Linked DNA regions of Homo sapiens: regions 1, 2 and 4 are each linked to region 3. Evidence: chromatin contacts called from ENCODE Hi-C data. All regions are on one chromosome and are shown on one strand. Each heading gives the region's core, a stretch centred on a gene start or an enhancer-like site at or near the end of the contact. The rest is flanking DNA. Distances are from core to core; before and after follow the strand shown.

Region 1 (3,850 bases), core at 133-2,632, 1.9 Mb after region 3:
TTAAGCAGTTTGTGTTGGGAGTTACGTGTTGCATGAAGTGTACTTGCAGAAGCAAGAACAAAGGCAGTAAATTACTCTTACATTTGTTACACCATATGTCTTACGTCCTTGGGAATACATGCTTTTGTAACACTTGCTAATCAGTTTTGTGACTTTACAGCAGCGCTAGGGAGGGAAGCAAGAACTCGCTGTGCCTCAAGGAATGTGAAACGATGGAACACAGATAAGCCTCTCCACGCATAGGGGAGAAATAAGCAGTTAATATACTCTTAACCCAGGCCTTGGGTAGGGGAGGTGCTATATTACATTCTACCTCAAAGGAAAAGAATATACTTCTTGATTAGTATACTTATAAAATTCATTAATTTCCCTTTCACTGGATATTCCTACTAATTCCCCCAGGGCCTTGCAGTTTTGTCTCATTCGCTGCTCTATCCCCTAGCTTAGCACAAAACCTAGTTCTTAACATTGATTAAATAAATGAATCCGGTCAGGTGCTCCCGTGGGTGATCTGGAAGGAGTTAAATTTGGTAGTCATGGGAGACGCTTCTGTGAAGCCATAGGAGCGAAGATTGATTGTGGCGGCAGGACTGAACTCAGCTTCTGAATCTTTCTAGCCGCTAAACCTACAGACTAAGTGGCGTCCTTGGGGAATGCTGCCTCAAACGGCTCGCGACGTCCTAAAACATGTACATTTATTTTGGAAAATCTGTTTTCGTAAAACCTAGCATACTTAATCACCAACATTTGTTAACTTCATGGTGGCATATTAATACCTGTCAGGTTGATTTTAGTTGGAGTGGGACGGGGCTGACCTCACCGTCCTACCCTTCGGTATGAGGCCGGCGTCTTCACGACCTCGCTTTTCACAACCCCAGTCCCCGAGGGCTTATTTGGGGCTGTCGGAGTCCCCAAGACGTGGCCCCGGAGAAGGGTGAGGTGCCACAGTTCGAGGTGCCCCAGTACCCTGCGTCCGGACAGGGGGCGGTGCTCACGCCCAAGGCCCCGCTGACGCGATGTAGGCCGAGATCACCTCAGGCGCTCGCGGTGCAATCACAGAGCGCGCCGTCGCCGCTCGAGCTCGCCCTGAGATCCCTCCGCTCAGCGCCTTCAACGCCGTGTCCCGGCACCCCGCACCCGGGCACACAAAAAACGGGTCGCCCGCGATTCTCAGGGATTGATCGCCTCTTCAGGTAAGTTATCTTCCGGCCCCGTACCACTGTGCCACAGGCGCAGCCCGCTTCCTCAGGTGCCCTATCCCGCGCAAGAAGACCACGGCTTCACAGAGTGTTATTTAAGGGGCGTGGCCAGCGGAACATCCCGCCCCATTCTGTGACGCACGGGGTGGCGCGCGTGGGACCCGAGGGGTGGGGCTGGGTTTAGTAGGAGACCTGGGGCAAGGCCCCCTGTGGACGACCATCTGCCAGCTTCTCTCGTTCCGTCGATTGGGAGGAGCGGTGGCGACCTCGGCCTTCAGTGTTTCCGACGGAGTGAATGGCGGCGGCGGCTGGGATGCTGCTGCTGGGCTTGCTGCAGGCGGGTGGGTCGGTGCTGGGCCAGGCGATGGAGAAGGTGACAGGCGGCAACCTCTTGTCCATGCTGCTGATCGCCTGCGCCTTCACCCTCAGCCTGGTCTACCTGATCCGTCTGGCCGCCGGCCACCTGGTCCAGCTGCCCGCAGGGGTGGTACGTACATTCTTTAGGGTCTGAGTGGGGCGCGCGCCGCAGCTGAGGCGGCCGAAGGGCTGGCGTGGGCGGCTCCGTGGCCCCGACCGGCTCAGTGGATGGCAAGGGCGGGGGCGACTGCGGCCATGCTTGGCGTGGCTTTGGTGGCAGGCGCGCTGGGGGCTGGAGTAGTGGCTGCGGCGGCGGCACTGCTGCTGGTGGCGCTGGCTGTAGCACCCGCCATTGCCTTGTGTTGGGGGGCGGTGCTGGCCTCCCCGGCTGTGTATCTGATCCTAGACGGGGTCGTGGTTGCGGCATTTGTGGTTGTAGCGGTCTGTACTGACCGCAGCAGTGGTGCCCCTAGTGGCGGTGGCTGGATTGGCGGCTGTGGGTTTGAACGACCCGGTGGTCGTTGGGGCCCTTGGTGGGGGTCCTGACGGAGATGCTGTTGGCAGCTGGCCCGTCATCCTGGAGGCTGCCCTGTGTGGTTCAGTGTTCTGTGGGCTGTAGCAGTGCCCCTAATGGTGGTTTATACCCATATTAAGGAGGATGTGTAGAGTGTGGTAATGGTAGTGACTGGAGTGTGGTAAGGGCCTTCCTCTGATGCTAATAATGTAACAGTTTCTCGGCCGGGAGCAGTGGCTCACGCCTGTAATCCCAGCACTTCGGGAGGCCGAAGCGGGCGGATCACCTGAGGTCAGGAGTTCCAGACCAGCCTGAACAACATGGAGAAACCCCATCTCTACTAAAATACAACAAAACAAAACAAAAATTAGCTGGATGTGGTGGCACACGCCTGTAGTCCCAGCTGCTTGGGAAGCTGAGGCCCGAGAATCACTTGAACCTAGGAGGCGGAGGTTGCAGTAAACCGAGATTGCGCCACTGGACTCCAGTCTGGGCGACAGAATGAGACTCCGTCTCAAAAAAAAAAAAAATCATTTTCTTCAATTTAACAGCCTTATTAACCTAGCTTTCAATCTCCCAAATGTTATTTGATTGTGCCTTTTACAGTCAGCAATAAGTAGCTTTTGAAAACTACCCTTTTACTGACAATGCAATGTACAAACTTTTGACCAAGTAGCTTTTAAAATAATTTTTGTTTGAACCATACCAGGCATAAGAAAGAGTTATTTATTTATTTATTTTTTTCCTACACATGGGATCTTTAAGGAAATGATATTTGTCTCTGGGAAGACAAAGTTACTTTTAGTGTTTAAAGATAGTTCTATTAGCTGAGGTGTACTGTGAGGTTGTGGTGCTCCTTTCTATTTGAGACCACCAGAGAATTGAGGAGTATTACCCTTTTTCATTATTTTGTTTGATTTTCAGGATACTTAATGTTGTAATCTGCAGGTCTCATTTTGTGGCATCTAAAGAAACTTTTATGAAGAATGCTAGAGTTCTTGCTAGAGCTGATCTACTCTCTTAAAAACTCTAAAATCAGTGGCTCTAGTTCACTTGCAGTGAGAGAAGCATGAGATTGATTGTTTACTGAGAAGTAAATATAGCTTCTTAAACATTTCCCTTCTTTCTATACTACAAGTTACTGCTTGTCTTTTTCTATACCTTCTTTAAGCAAGTATCTGGGACTAAAATTGTGAGTAGTAGTAGTAGTAAGTAGTGAAGAAACAATATAGTGGGCCCTCTGGGGACACGAATTCCACATTTGGGAATTCAGCCAAGTGTAGATCTAAAATACCCAGGGGAAAAAAACCCAATACAAAATAACACAACAATAAAAAATAATACAAATAAAAAAACACAGTTTAATAACAGTTTATATAGCCTTTACATTGTATTGGGTATTGTAAGTAATATAGAAATGGTTTAAGGTATATGAGAGGATGTGCATAGGTTATACGCAAATACTTTGCCATTTTATATAAGGGACTTGAGGATCCCTGGATACAAATCTGTGAGGGGGTCCTGGGACCAGTTCTCCACAAATGCCAAGGGACAAGTGTAGTTTGACCTTTTTGGTTTTTTGCTACTAATGGTTAGAAAAGTTGCCTGGAGACACCAATAATAATTGGACATATTCTGGACAGTGTCCATCATTTAAATTTACAGTGCCTTAGTGTTTATCTGGTCGTTTATCTTATACCGTGTTTTGAGTTTCTGTTCTTTTCTACAATAGCTACTCTCTTGAGGTATTTGCAATTTGGCTGTTCTCAAGTTACTTCTG
Region 2 (3,943 bases), core at 574-3,073, 1.3 Mb before region 3:
TTTCTGTTAGTGAAGTTGTAGATTTTCGTGTAGAGATTTTGAACATCTTCTGTTACATCCTAAGAGTTTAGCAGTTCTGATGCTCTTGTAGATAGTATCTTCTTAAAATTTCATTTTCTAATTGTTTGTTACTACACAAGAACAAATGATTCTGTATACTGACTCTATAGCTAGCTACCTTAGTAAATTTATGTTTTTATTTTAAAGTTTATCTGTAGAGTCTTTCGTATCATCTACATACCAAGCACATTGTCTGTAAATAATGAGTGTTCTAGATCTTCTTTTCCAGCCTTGACATCTCCTCTTTCTTTTTCTTACCTTTAGTTTAATATTGGGCATAAGGGATAATCACAAATGTCTTTGTTCCTTTCTCAATCACCAGGGAAAGCTTTCAAATTCTCATCGAGTGTGAAAATTGCTGTAACTTTTTCTCTTTGGCAAAATATTCTTCACCTGATTAAGAAATTTGCATTCTCTTTCTAGTTTACTAAAAATGTTTTTAATTGTAAATGAGTGTTGGATTTTTAAAATACTTTTTCTGCATCTATTGAGATCATCATTTTTCCCCTTTATTCTGTTAATTATATGTTGATTTAAAACTTCAAGCCAAACTCCCATATGGTGTATAAACCTTACTTGATTATGATATTATTATGTTTTTATAATTGTGGACTTACTTGACTAATATTTTAAGATATTAATGTCCATGTTCATAATAAAGATTGGCCTGTAATTTTAATTTCCCTTTTTTGTAATTAATTGTCAGGTTTTAGTATCAAGGTTATATTCACCTGGTGAAAGACTTGAGAGTTATTTCTTCTTTTTTTATTCTCCAAAAGTTAGTGTAAAATTTAGCATTTTTTCTTCCTTAAGTGTTTGGAATAATTCACTTATGAAGCTACCTGGGACTAAAGATTTCTTTAAGGGGGATTTTAAAGTATAGATTACATTTATTTAAAGAATATAGAAATATTACAATTAAATGTTTCTGCTTGTGTATGCTTTGATAAATTTAGCAATTCATTCTTTTCATTTAAATTTGCAGATTTAGTGGAATAAAGTAGTTCATAATATCCTTTTGTTACATATTTAGGATCTGCGGTAATATCCTCTTTATTTCTCACATTTAGAATTTGTTTTCTTTCTCATTTTCTTTCTGTCAGTCTTACCACAGTTTTATATCTTTCATTAGTCTTTTCAATAATCAACTTTTGAATGTTTTGTCCTAAGTTTTTATTGTAGTAAATTTCACATAGTATAAAATTCATCATTTAACCATTCAATGACATACAATTCAATGGCATTAAGTATGTTCACAATATTGTTCAACCATCACCATGATCTTGCGCCAGAATATTTTTCACCATCTCAGAAGGAAACCTATGTGCATTAAGTAGTTATTCCCCATCCTCCTCTCCCCTGCAGTTCCTGACAACTACTAATCTGCTTTCTGTCTTTATGGATTTGCCTTTTCTGGCTATTTCATGTAAATGGAATCCTATAATATGCTGCCTTTTGTGTTTGGCTTCTTTCACTTAGCATAATGATTTCAAGGTGCATCTATGTTGTGGCATGTATTAGGACTTTATTCTTTTTTTATAACTGAATGACACTTCATACAATGGATAGTCTCTCTTCAAGTTTGTTTTTTATTTCATTGATTGCTGATTTTATCTTCATTTCCATCCTTCTCCTTTCTTTGGATTTTTAAGCTTTTTGAGATGTGTGCTTAGACAATTGAAGTGAAGTGACATAGTTCTGTTAGCTTTCCCTTTTCGTACTTTCAGTTTCTGTTTTTAGGTGCACGTCAGTTTTGGTTTGCCCATATCTAGACATACAAACTTAGGGCTCCTACACTTCCTAATTGGATGACTTTGTATGAATGGGGATAATCGTATTGATCCTATCTCCTTGTCCAGGGTCTTGTGAGAGAATGTAAGGTAAAAGCATTTTGTAAACTAACTTCCAGACTTGGATAGTACCTTGTACTTTGCACTGCCATTGCTTTATATCTGCATAGTGCTTTCACAGGTTTTTAAAAATTTAATACAGCAAACCCACAGGAATTATCTCCATTTTACAGATGTTATTTCTGCTACTATAGAATTTTCAGGAAGTGACCATGAATTTAGTATTTAAAGCCCAGGGTTTTTGGGTTTTTTTTTCTTCCAGCTTTACTATAGCTGCCTCATGCAGAATGGTATTATTGGCATTCTTAGAACATTGGAATTTCACACTTTCAGAAACTTGAGAACATTGCAACAACTGCCAACAGGGCTCAGCATCCTCTGCAGATGAACAACACCAAGTGGTATAGTTACCCAATCAATCCTTTTGCACTTCTACAAAATTAAGCTTGGCAAACTTGGCTCTGGCTTTCTACCAATTCATTGACAGTTTTTACTGACTACTCCGTGAATTAGGCTTTTTGTGGGAAAATAAAAGAATGGGTTGATGTGATTGTTACCAAATATATTTAGGAAGAAGTATTTGAACATGTGCAAATAAATACTTAGCACATGAGGATCAAGGGAGGAAAGGAAAGGGATTCTAATAGTCAAGGTGAGATCTGAGTTTTTAAAGAAGTTTGCTTTTTAAATGTTTGGTTATACATTTCTGGTGATAAAAAAATTCTAAGTTTAAAACACCTTCATAACTTCTCATAACATTTAAAATCTTCACATAGCATGGACTCATACTCTTGTCTGCACATTTTAACATGTGTGAAATAGGAAATTATTGTATAATTAATAGTTTCTTAGAATTGTGTTGTAGATTAATTATAGTTTTTCTTTTTTAGTAGTACATAAAATAAAAGAATAATAGATAGTTATGTATTTAACACTGATGGCATTACAGTAAATAAAATATGGAACATTAAAGTATTCCAGAGGATTCTGTAATAACTTTTAAACATTCATTCATTCATTCATGTATTCAACAATATTTATTGAGCACCTAGATTTTGTTAGGTGCTGTACCAGGCGTTAGAGCTATAACAACAAGCAAGGCATTTTTATACAGGCTTCTGGTCTAGTGAGAAAAACAGTACCGTGATAAAGTATTAACAATACAGAGTGGCAGGAATAATAAAGAAGCAGCATGGTGCAATGAGACATATGAGAATGGTATCCAAGATTTAGACATCAGGAAAAACTAGTAGAAATAAATTGCAAACAGGTGCCTGAAGGAGCAGGTAGGATTTGATCATGTTAAGAATGGGGACTAGTATTCATACCCTCGTGTAATTCCTTCACCTTGAGAGAACAGAATGAATACAACATGGAAAAAATGATATGTCACTTTGAAAATTAGGTTACAAAGAGATGGTGACTTCCATCTGGCTTGTTAAAATGAGATCACAGTCCTGGCCAATGCCTGGGCTACGACCTTGGGAAAGACCCTGAGGCAGAGGCACCAGGTAAGTTGTAGTCATACTCCTGGCCCACAGAAAGTGAGAGGTGATAAGTGTTTGTTGTTATAAGCTGACACATTTCAGGCTTGTTTGTTACATGATGGTAGATAACTAATACATCTGTAGGGAAGTGGGGTGGACGTAGGTATGAGAGGGATTGCAAATAGGCATGAAGAAATTTGGAGGCAAAGGATATATTTATTACCTTGATGCCTGTGATGTTTTCATGGGTGAATATATATGCCAAAACTTATTGATTTATATATAATGACATATATTGAATTATAAACACATATAATTATATTTATATATTATAAATGTGTGCAGTTTATTGTATATAAATTATATCTCAATAAAGACGTTTGTATTTTAAAATGGGGAATAAAAAGCTTATGGAAAGACAGTGTTTCAGGCAAAAGAGCAAATGAAAACAAAAGCCCAGAGCAAGAGCTCCAGAAAAAGCAGACCATTTCAAAGTGTGCATTGACATGGGAAACCTTTGCTCTTGGATTTGAAAGAGATAAGTAG
Region 3 (3,739 bases), core at 305-2,804:
TTTTTAGGTAACAACTTCAATATGAACTAGCTTTGCCTTACTTCAGTTATATTCTTAGTACATTATATATGTTTTCCTTTTAACTACATTTCATTCTTATGTCTTCCTACCATGTAAAGGAAGCAGTATATTTTATGTAATCTAAATGATTAGTTCTAGTAAATATTACCATATTTTCAAAAATAACGATTTCTACATTTCCATCAGCAAGCCTTCTGTAAGGCAATTTTTAAACGTTTTAATTATAGAACATGCATTTTTTTAACCAAAGGACTGTCACAGATTTTAAGTTATAAAGGGATACCTAGCTATCATTTCTTTTATTGAATCTCCATCTTTTATTTGTAATAATTGTCCCTGATATTATGCTTATTTAATTTCATTGCTTTTAGAAAATGGCGGTTTTATTTTAATGATTTTTTTCTATCAAAACACTATTGGATAAAGCCTCCTTCCCAGGTTAATAACTCTTATTAAAAATTGTTTTCATGTGTTTTTTACAAAAGCAACTTAACGCAGAGACTTATGCCAGTATTATAGTCAATGTTAATAATGTCCTGGGAAACTATGAGGAAACGCTAAATGATCAAAGATCACATATTCGGAAATCTCTAGTGTGGAGACGATTCCACTGCCATATATACAGCAGCAACAACAAAACCGCAGACACCCAGTGAATTTTGATCACCTACTGTGTATCAGGTTTTTTTGTTTTCCCTTCAAAAACCACGATTTCATCGTATTCTCACGATAAATCCTCTGAGATAAAATGAAATTCTAGGATTAACCTCGATACCAGTAACACCTCCAACTCGCCAACAAGTTTTAAACCCCTAATTGGCACACTGCCTTGTGTAAGCAGTATTTCAATAAGCTTTGTGTAAGTTAAAAAAAAAAAAGTGGGAGAGCGTTTAGGGGTCCTTTGGTCCCCATAACAACTAAAAGTCTTGGTTCTTTCTAGAAGTACAACAGATGCAGTAACAGGGAACTAACTATTCAGTGCCTCTGACCAGATCCCGCAGCCTTTCCTAGTCTGCTCTCATCTGAGCAGGAGTCCTACTCAAAGGAACCTGGTTTTCTTTCCTTTACTGGATACTACAAGGCACAAATCGGTTACTTCTGTGGGTGTCGGATTACTTGTTTGTAAACTGAGAAACCTGGACAAAGTTTTCTCTAACTTTCCCTGAATCGTCTCTGGAGGTGAGAGGGAGTTCGAGGCTAAATCAGGAAAGATACCCCAACCATCCTCTTGTGGGTGGGGAGGAGCAGATCTGCTGGGTTAAACTTGGTGGTCAACAAACTGAAAGCAGCGACCCGCGGGCTGCGAGCGGAACAGCGGGAACGTTGGATCAGAGACCCAGAATCAGAGCCGCAGTCGAAGCCGCCCCCTTTTCCGGACGCCCCGTCCGCTCCTGGAACCGGGTTCACATCACGCCCTCAGCAACACGTTATGCGTTGGTGAACTACATTTCCCAGAATGCCTTTCAACCTTCTTCCCAGGGCTCCAATGAGCGCCGTGGTGACGCCATCATCCGGCGCGGTGTTTAGACTCCACTGATGTCGTGGCGCTTTAGGGGAAGAAGTTGGTGTTTCGCTGGGCCCTGGTACTGAAGACGCGGTCCGGGTCGCCCCTAGCTGTTTCCTACTCACCCAAAGCCCCGCACCCGCCTTTTCTCTCTCTCCTCTGGCAGGATGAGGCGTGCAGGCCTGGGTAAGAAGAGGGCTGAGGTTCGAAGTTCGGGGCCCTAGAACCGGGAGCGCTGGGGCGCGGGAGGAAATCGAACCTGTCTTATGTTCCTGGCATTTGGTCCAAAAAACAGGATGTCTAGAGGGGATCTTTGGGGTCCATGTCGAGTGGAAACACACCATTTGTCCCAGATCTTTGGAATTTCCTTAAGTTTGAGTCAGATTCAAGTTTGGATGGTAGGCTAGAGAAAGTAGTGGACTAGGGGTGGGTGTGTACAGGTGGCATCTCAGTGGTCGAGTGTTTTAGTGTTATTGACTGAGCGTGGTTATGGACGCTGCTATGTTTTCCAAAGCCCGACTCCGGTTTCTGTTTCCCTACTGGCCCTGGATCTTAGTTTCTTCAGAAGCGGAATTTGAAGAGTGGGTGGTTGCACCCAAAGCACGCTAGTAATGGTCGTTAATCTGGTAACAGTGAGTTACAAAGGTAAATGTATGTGTCATTATTGTTAAAGGTCCTGGAACTGGAACTTCTGGGTCAAAGGCGATTTCTTAATCTGAACCTTGTGCCACGGTTAAGGCAGTAGAACGTGGTTAAGGTTTGGCGACTTAACATTTGATCTTTACCTTTGGGGTTAGGAAACTGGCTCATCAGCAAGAATAAGTTAGACACAAGGAATTTTAATGGACCCTTATAGTAACGCACAGCTACTAGAACGGCATTTTCTGGTTCTGAAGCTTTCTCTTAGGACACGATTTTTTTTTTAAAGAAGACCCCGCTAAATTAGAGTGCAGTATACTTCAGAAAATAAATGAAACATTTGAAAAAAGATATTACCTTTCTCAGTCATTATAAGATTGAAAAAAGAAAAAAAAAATCCCCAAAGTGTCAGATATTTAAAGTCAGTGAAAGTTGCCAATAACCGTAGACTTGTTTATTGATCAATAAATTGTAGTATGAGAAAGTTTTTTGTTTTTTTAATGAAGTTTTTATGAATACTTAGATCATAGAAAATGGGGCCAGGTAAATTGAAGAGAAAAAAAAAAGAAATAATTTTGAGCAAGTTTAGCTTTATATGTCTAAATGTTTTTCTTGTTCATCATCCTTAATACCAAAAAAGATTTATTGTGTGCTTGAGTAAGCTCTAGGTATACAGTTGTTTGTTGCCCTGTTTGTGATCCCCAAAGCTTCCAGTCTAGGTGGGGAGTAGGAATATGTGCAAAGATAAATTGTAGTACAAAGTGTCGCTATACATCCAAATACCAGATAAGTTCTACATATAAGGGATGGTCTCAGAGATTTCAGAGATAGATCACTGTGTACTTTGTGGGGAAGATCTTTGTGTATTTGGTGGAGACATAGGAATTTGAAGTAGACCTTGAATAATGGAGAGTGGGGGAAGTGAGTTCCAGATAGGAGGAACTCAAAAGAAGTAAGGGATTATGATTAAGCCAGTTTGGGTGAAGTAGGGGATTCGGGATCACACTGTGGAGATCTTTGCATGCGAGGCCAAAGAGTTTGGATTTCATCAGTAGGCCCCTAGGCCCTTTTGAGTATTTTCCTGCTGCAGTGTGCCATGTTAAATTGCAGGAAAGTGACTTGAGTAATGGTTCTCAGCCCTGACTGTACATTAGAATCCCTTGGGAAGTTTTTAAAGTATTGTTACCTGGACCTCAGCTCAGCCAGTAAAATTAGAATTTCTCCAATTTAGAGCCCACTACCTTCTCCTTTTTTCCTTTTTTTTTCTTTCTTTTTTTTTTTTTTTTAAAAAAAAGCTCTTCTGTGATTGAGAGGAGAAGTAATTACCTAGGTAACTACTATTGCTATAATTTACATTGGTGTGAAGTGACAAAGGCTTTTGTTACACATTTTTTCTTTTCTTTTTTTTTAAAGTATGAATGCATATTGACCTGAAATTTTAAATTTGGGATCATAGTGAATCTGATACATATCCATAGGCAGAAGCTGCCACACTTCACATGAATCTCTAAATGGTTTTGTTAGCTTACTGATAGAACCTATCCAAAAAAGTAGCGTTTATCTAAATAAACAAAG
Region 4 (3,919 bases), core at 253-2,752, 1.2 Mb after region 3:
ATTAGTAACATGGTTTTAAAGTCAAAAGATTTATAGAAGTAGTATTTCCAATTCAAACAGAATTTTGCCAGGTTTTAATTTTTCTACAAAGCACTTAAGTAAATAATTTTGTGAAAAGTTTTGCTTTAAGATGTTTTAAAGGGTTTCAAGTATTCTACAGATAGAGATTTTGGGGAGAACACCAAATTCTTTCCAAAAAGACAGCTATTTCAAGTTTTCTTTTACTCCATTGTAGAAAGTTTTAAAGACTTTTTTTTCTCCAAAATCTAATTTTCACCTGAAATAATTGTATTCAAGGGTTTCTCAGCAGGTAAAGTATACATTCTTACAAGGTTTCAAATTTCAGATTTCCAATAATGCATTTAAACTGAGCACTCCTCTTTTTGTGTATGTATCTACTATCTGCAGTTCTATTATTTACACTAAATTTTAGTCTTTTTAGCTCCTCTGAAATACGTTAGTGAACCCTCAGCAGTTACTAACCACTTAATAATTGTGAGCCCGCCAGCCCCTTCAAGTAGATCGTTAACCATAAGAGTGCCTGACAATTTCCAAACCATATCCTCTGTCTAAAAGGAAAAGATAGGGCTTTGTGAGGCAGAAAGGAAGCGAAGGAAAACAAAACAAATGTAGCTCATGCTGAAAGTGAAAAGTGCTTGGATAGATTAGTATTTTCTTTTCTGCAAGGCATCCTGCCAAACTTTTTCTTTATTTTTTTAAGAGAAGAGTTATTTTTTGGTCTGATTTTTCAGTTTCTTGGAAAGTATTGGTATTTACCACCCCCATTGGCCGCTCATAATTATTGTTGGTTGTTTTGTGTTTTTCCCATCCGTCCACGTCACACAGTGAGGATGCCCCCCGCTTCACCCTGTCAAAACCCCAACTCTGGGCGACCCTGGGTTTGGAAACTCCGCCGACTCCCGACGACACGTCCCACTCTCTCCCACTAATGCCGCTTATTTTAGTCGCAGGATCCCCCTACTACAGTTTCAGCGAAAGCCGGAAATTTTCATTTAACTCTCCCCCCCACCCCCACCCCCACCGCGCCCTTCTAGCCCCCGACTCGTAGAAGGGAGCTAGGGAGCCCGGAGCTCGGAGCACTGCCGGGACTCGGCCGCCTCATTTCTCTCCGGAAGGCTTTAATTTGCACACTTTCTTGCCACTGCGCCACGAGCCCCCAGCCCCGCCGGGGGGTGGGTCTCCGGCAGAGTTGGCTTCGCGGGTCCCTGCCCCCACCCCGCACGGTCGCCCCAGCTGCCTCCCCGGCTGGGGCCCCCAGCGCCGGCCGGAGCCCAGCGGCCCCCGTCCGCCCCCAGCGAGCGGCGCGGGCGGCGCCCTCCGCCGTCCCTCCGCCCTCCGCCGCTGTGCCCACCCCCTCGCCGGAGAGAGTGCTGGTAACTCCTTCCCCAGAGTCTGATTACCTGCTCCGCGAGGCCGCGGACACGTGCGGAGAGCCGACTGACACTCGCAGCCCCCTCGGGAGGCCCGACGCGACTGGGCCCCTCAGGTGAGGAGCTGTGCGCTCGGGTGGGTGGGCTGCGGGGTGGGGGGTCCCGGGGGAGATCTGGGGGATTGGCCGGGGTCCGAGGCAGAACTGTGGGTGGGGTAAGTGGAGGGTGGCGGGGGGTGGGGGGGACCTGTGTTTCCTTGGAATCGGCTTTGGTTAACCCCTTACGAACTGAGACGGGATTGGTTATGGGGGCCAGTTTTGGGGAGCTAGAGGATTCTCCTTATCTGATGAGAGGGGGAGATCCCAGCCTAGGGACACCCGCGACACCGAGATCCTGCTTCCACGTATCCGTACGCACACACACCCACACGGAACACGCCTCATACAGTTTCTCCAAACGGAACTGGAACTCTACTCGGACACTCACATAATAATTCACATTTAGGGTTTAAAATGCACTGCCTCTAGGGACTCCATGCTGGAGAATGTGCTTGCATTTCCCCCTCGAAAACTCCCTCTCCAGCTCGCTGAGGTGTGGGTGTGGGCTCCACCTTCCCCTCCACGAGATAAATGTTAACGCAGGCTTCCTGCGGGCGTGTTATACACAGAAAAGTGCACGCAGCCGGCCAGTGCCCAGGCTTGGAGCCCCGCGAAGACGCACGTTTGCTGTAGTTTCCAAGTTTACTTTTATAATTTAAAATATTGGAGTTAAACACACGCCCCGCAGTGAGCAGCCCTGGTCCCCGCAGCGCGCCCGTCCGTGTGCATATGGGCGCATCTGCGTGTGCGCACACGCGGGAGTCGCGGTCCCCGGTGTGGCCTCTTGTCGCTGTGCTGGTGGCGACCCTTGTGGTGCTTGGCAGGCTTCGGGAGAGGCGCATGAAGGATTTCATTGAGTGTGAAGACAGAGAGCAGAGACAGAAAGCAGAAGGAGGCGGCTGCAGCCTTTGTAGTCGCGGAGGAATGCGGAAATGTTGAAGCACTATGTCAAACTTTTTTTGAAATGGGGTCAAGTCACATTCAGCCAGCGTGGGAAAGCAACAACAACAACAAAAAAAAGTGGAGGAGAGGGGGGGAAAAGGCATTGCTGCTCCCGTTTCTCTCCGCCGAAGCCGACCGTCTGGGGGGCGAGTGGGGGGAGAGCCAGGGCAGTGCGGGGCCCGGCGGGGGCAGCAGGCGCAGTTCCCTGCGGGGGTGGGACGTCCCCGACGCTTCCTTCGCTGCGGAGCCCGGGGCTAGACTCGAGCGGGAGGGGGTTGGGGGGATGCAGGACAGGCGGGTTGGGCGGCCGGCGGCGGCTCCCCGGCTACCTGTGTGGCCCTCGACCTGGCTCAGACCCCCGGGCAGTCCCTGGGGGCTCTTTCCTCGGCTTTTAAGGAAAGTTCTGAATGTAGTGAGTGCCAGAAGCTCTGCTCTCGCCGCGGTCCGCTCCACCCGCTCATCGTGGGGGTCGCGCCGTTTGTTTAATTCCTGGCAAAAGGCGAGCGGGCCAGCGGTTGCGAGGCAGGTAATTCCGAGGTGCCCCGGGAATTCCGGACATGCGGCCGTCGTGGTGAAAGTCCTGCCGAGGCCGCGGCGGCCCTGGAGGAGGGAGGCCCCCTAGGTCCCAGATAGCTGCTGAATGGGGAGGGAAAGTTAGGGTACCCTACTCTGGCGCTTTGTTGTGCAGAGGGCTCCGGGGGCGTCCGGCTGCAGACTGGACCGGGCCTTTAGCCGGAGGGGGAATGGGGCAGCCACCTCTGCTACCTACAGCGGGGAGGTCCTGGGAATGGGAAAAGGTTCGCGAGTCCGGGCCCCGAGGACAGAGACCTTCTCTCTCACCCCTGGAGGCGCAGGATTTAACCCCCCACCCCCCACCCTTTGAAAGGGAGGTTGAGTTTTGCTCAGGTCGAAATCAGTTTAAAACTTAAGGACGAGGCGCGATTATGCTATCCCCTTCCTGAAGTTATTCTTTAAGGAGACGACAAGCGAAATTGTGGCGAACACCCCTTTCTCCCACCCTTGGGATCCCGTGGGGGACGGTGTCTCCCCTCCCCCAGGACCGCTCGCTCGCCCACCCCCGATAAGCCCCAACCCTCCCCGACCAGATGGCTGGTCTTCCCAAGGTTTCCACCAGGGAGGTCCTCCCAGCCGGAGAGAGAATTCCGTTTCCAACCGAGACTCCTTTACCCCAAAAAGACCATTTGTGTATGCGAGTCGTTTTTAAATGTCTCCTCGTAGAAAAACTGAAAGTAGAAAGAAAGGAAGCAATTTCTGAGCAGATGTCTGACCACCCCTTCTCGCACACTCCCAGCATCGGGTTACAGGGTCCTGGGAGCCCCCACCCACATTCTGCGGCCCCACACGGATGGACCCACAGTCCTTCCGCTCCAGCTTGTGCGCGACCCCTGAACGCCCTCCGGCACCCCTGGACCCCGTCTCCCTGCACGTCCGGGCCTCAGGAGGCGGGGAGGGTAGCGGCGCAACACA

Evidence for each region. A loop is a pair of places that touch in the nucleus more often than their neighbours do. Pooled maps may share reads with other maps.
Region 1: a loop to region 3 is called in a map of CD4-positive, alpha-beta T cell, with 6 times the contacts of the local background. The contact joins the promoter of CYP51A1 here to the promoter of BET1 in region 3. A Hi-C loop is called at or near these places in 3 of 168 maps with a recorded cell type or tissue (CD4-positive, alpha-beta T cell, CD4-positive, alpha-beta memory T cell and naive thymus-derived CD4-positive, alpha-beta T cell) and 12 of 50 pooled maps.
Region 2: a pooled map shows a loop between it and region 3 (4-fold over the local background). The contact joins the enhancer-like site here to the promoter of BET1 in region 3. A Hi-C loop is called at or near these places in 4 of 50 pooled maps.
Region 4: a loop to region 3 is called in a map of CD8-positive, alpha-beta T cell, with 11 times the contacts of the local background. The contact joins the promoter of CDK6-AS1 here to the promoter of BET1 in region 3. A Hi-C loop is called at or near these places in 4 of 168 maps with a recorded cell type or tissue (CD4-positive, alpha-beta T cell, CD8-positive, alpha-beta T cell and naive thymus-derived CD4-positive, alpha-beta T cell) and 7 of 50 pooled maps.

The regions. Positions count from the first base shown.
Region 1 is chr7:92,132,009-92,135,858 of GRCh38, reverse strand. CYP51A1 (cytochrome P450 family 51 subfamily A member 1) reads left to right here and starts at 1,382. Exons shown (of 10, transcript NM_000786.4): 1 at 1,382-1,686. The coding sequence starts at 1,495. CYP51A1-AS1 (CYP51A1 antisense RNA 1) reads right to left here and starts at 1,296. Exons shown (of 3, transcript NR_122110.1): 1 at 777-1,296. RefSeq lists enhancers at 394-1,220, 757-1,416, 1,787-1,836, 1,997-2,046, 1,221-2,047.
Region 2 is chr7:95,328,716-95,332,658 of GRCh38, reverse strand. No RefSeq gene overlaps it. Among named protein-coding and RNA genes, the nearest start is that of PON1, 6.2 kb to the right of the region's middle. Within about 2 kb of position 1,823, at least 2 of the 41 ENCODE cell types and tissues checked have a DNase peak (open chromatin) inside an H3K27ac peak, as active enhancers do.
Region 3 is chr7:94,002,170-94,005,908 of GRCh38, reverse strand. BET1 (Bet1 golgi vesicular membrane trafficking protein) reads left to right here and starts at 1,554. Exons shown (of 4, transcript NM_005868.6): 1 at 1,554-1,711. The coding sequence starts at 1,693. RefSeq lists enhancers at 988-1,617, 1,628-1,677, 1,132-1,737, 1,738-2,344.
Region 4 is chr7:92,834,066-92,837,984 of GRCh38, reverse strand. It overlaps CDK6-AS1 (CDK6 antisense RNA 1), which reads right to left and starts at 1,502. Exons shown (of 2, transcript NR_110088.1): 1 at 1,422-1,502. CDK6 (cyclin dependent kinase 6) reads left to right here and starts at 1,412. Exons shown (of 8, transcript NM_001145306.2): 1 at 1,412-1,507. RefSeq lists silencers at 1,110-1,469, 2,580-2,829 and an enhancer at 1,920-1,999.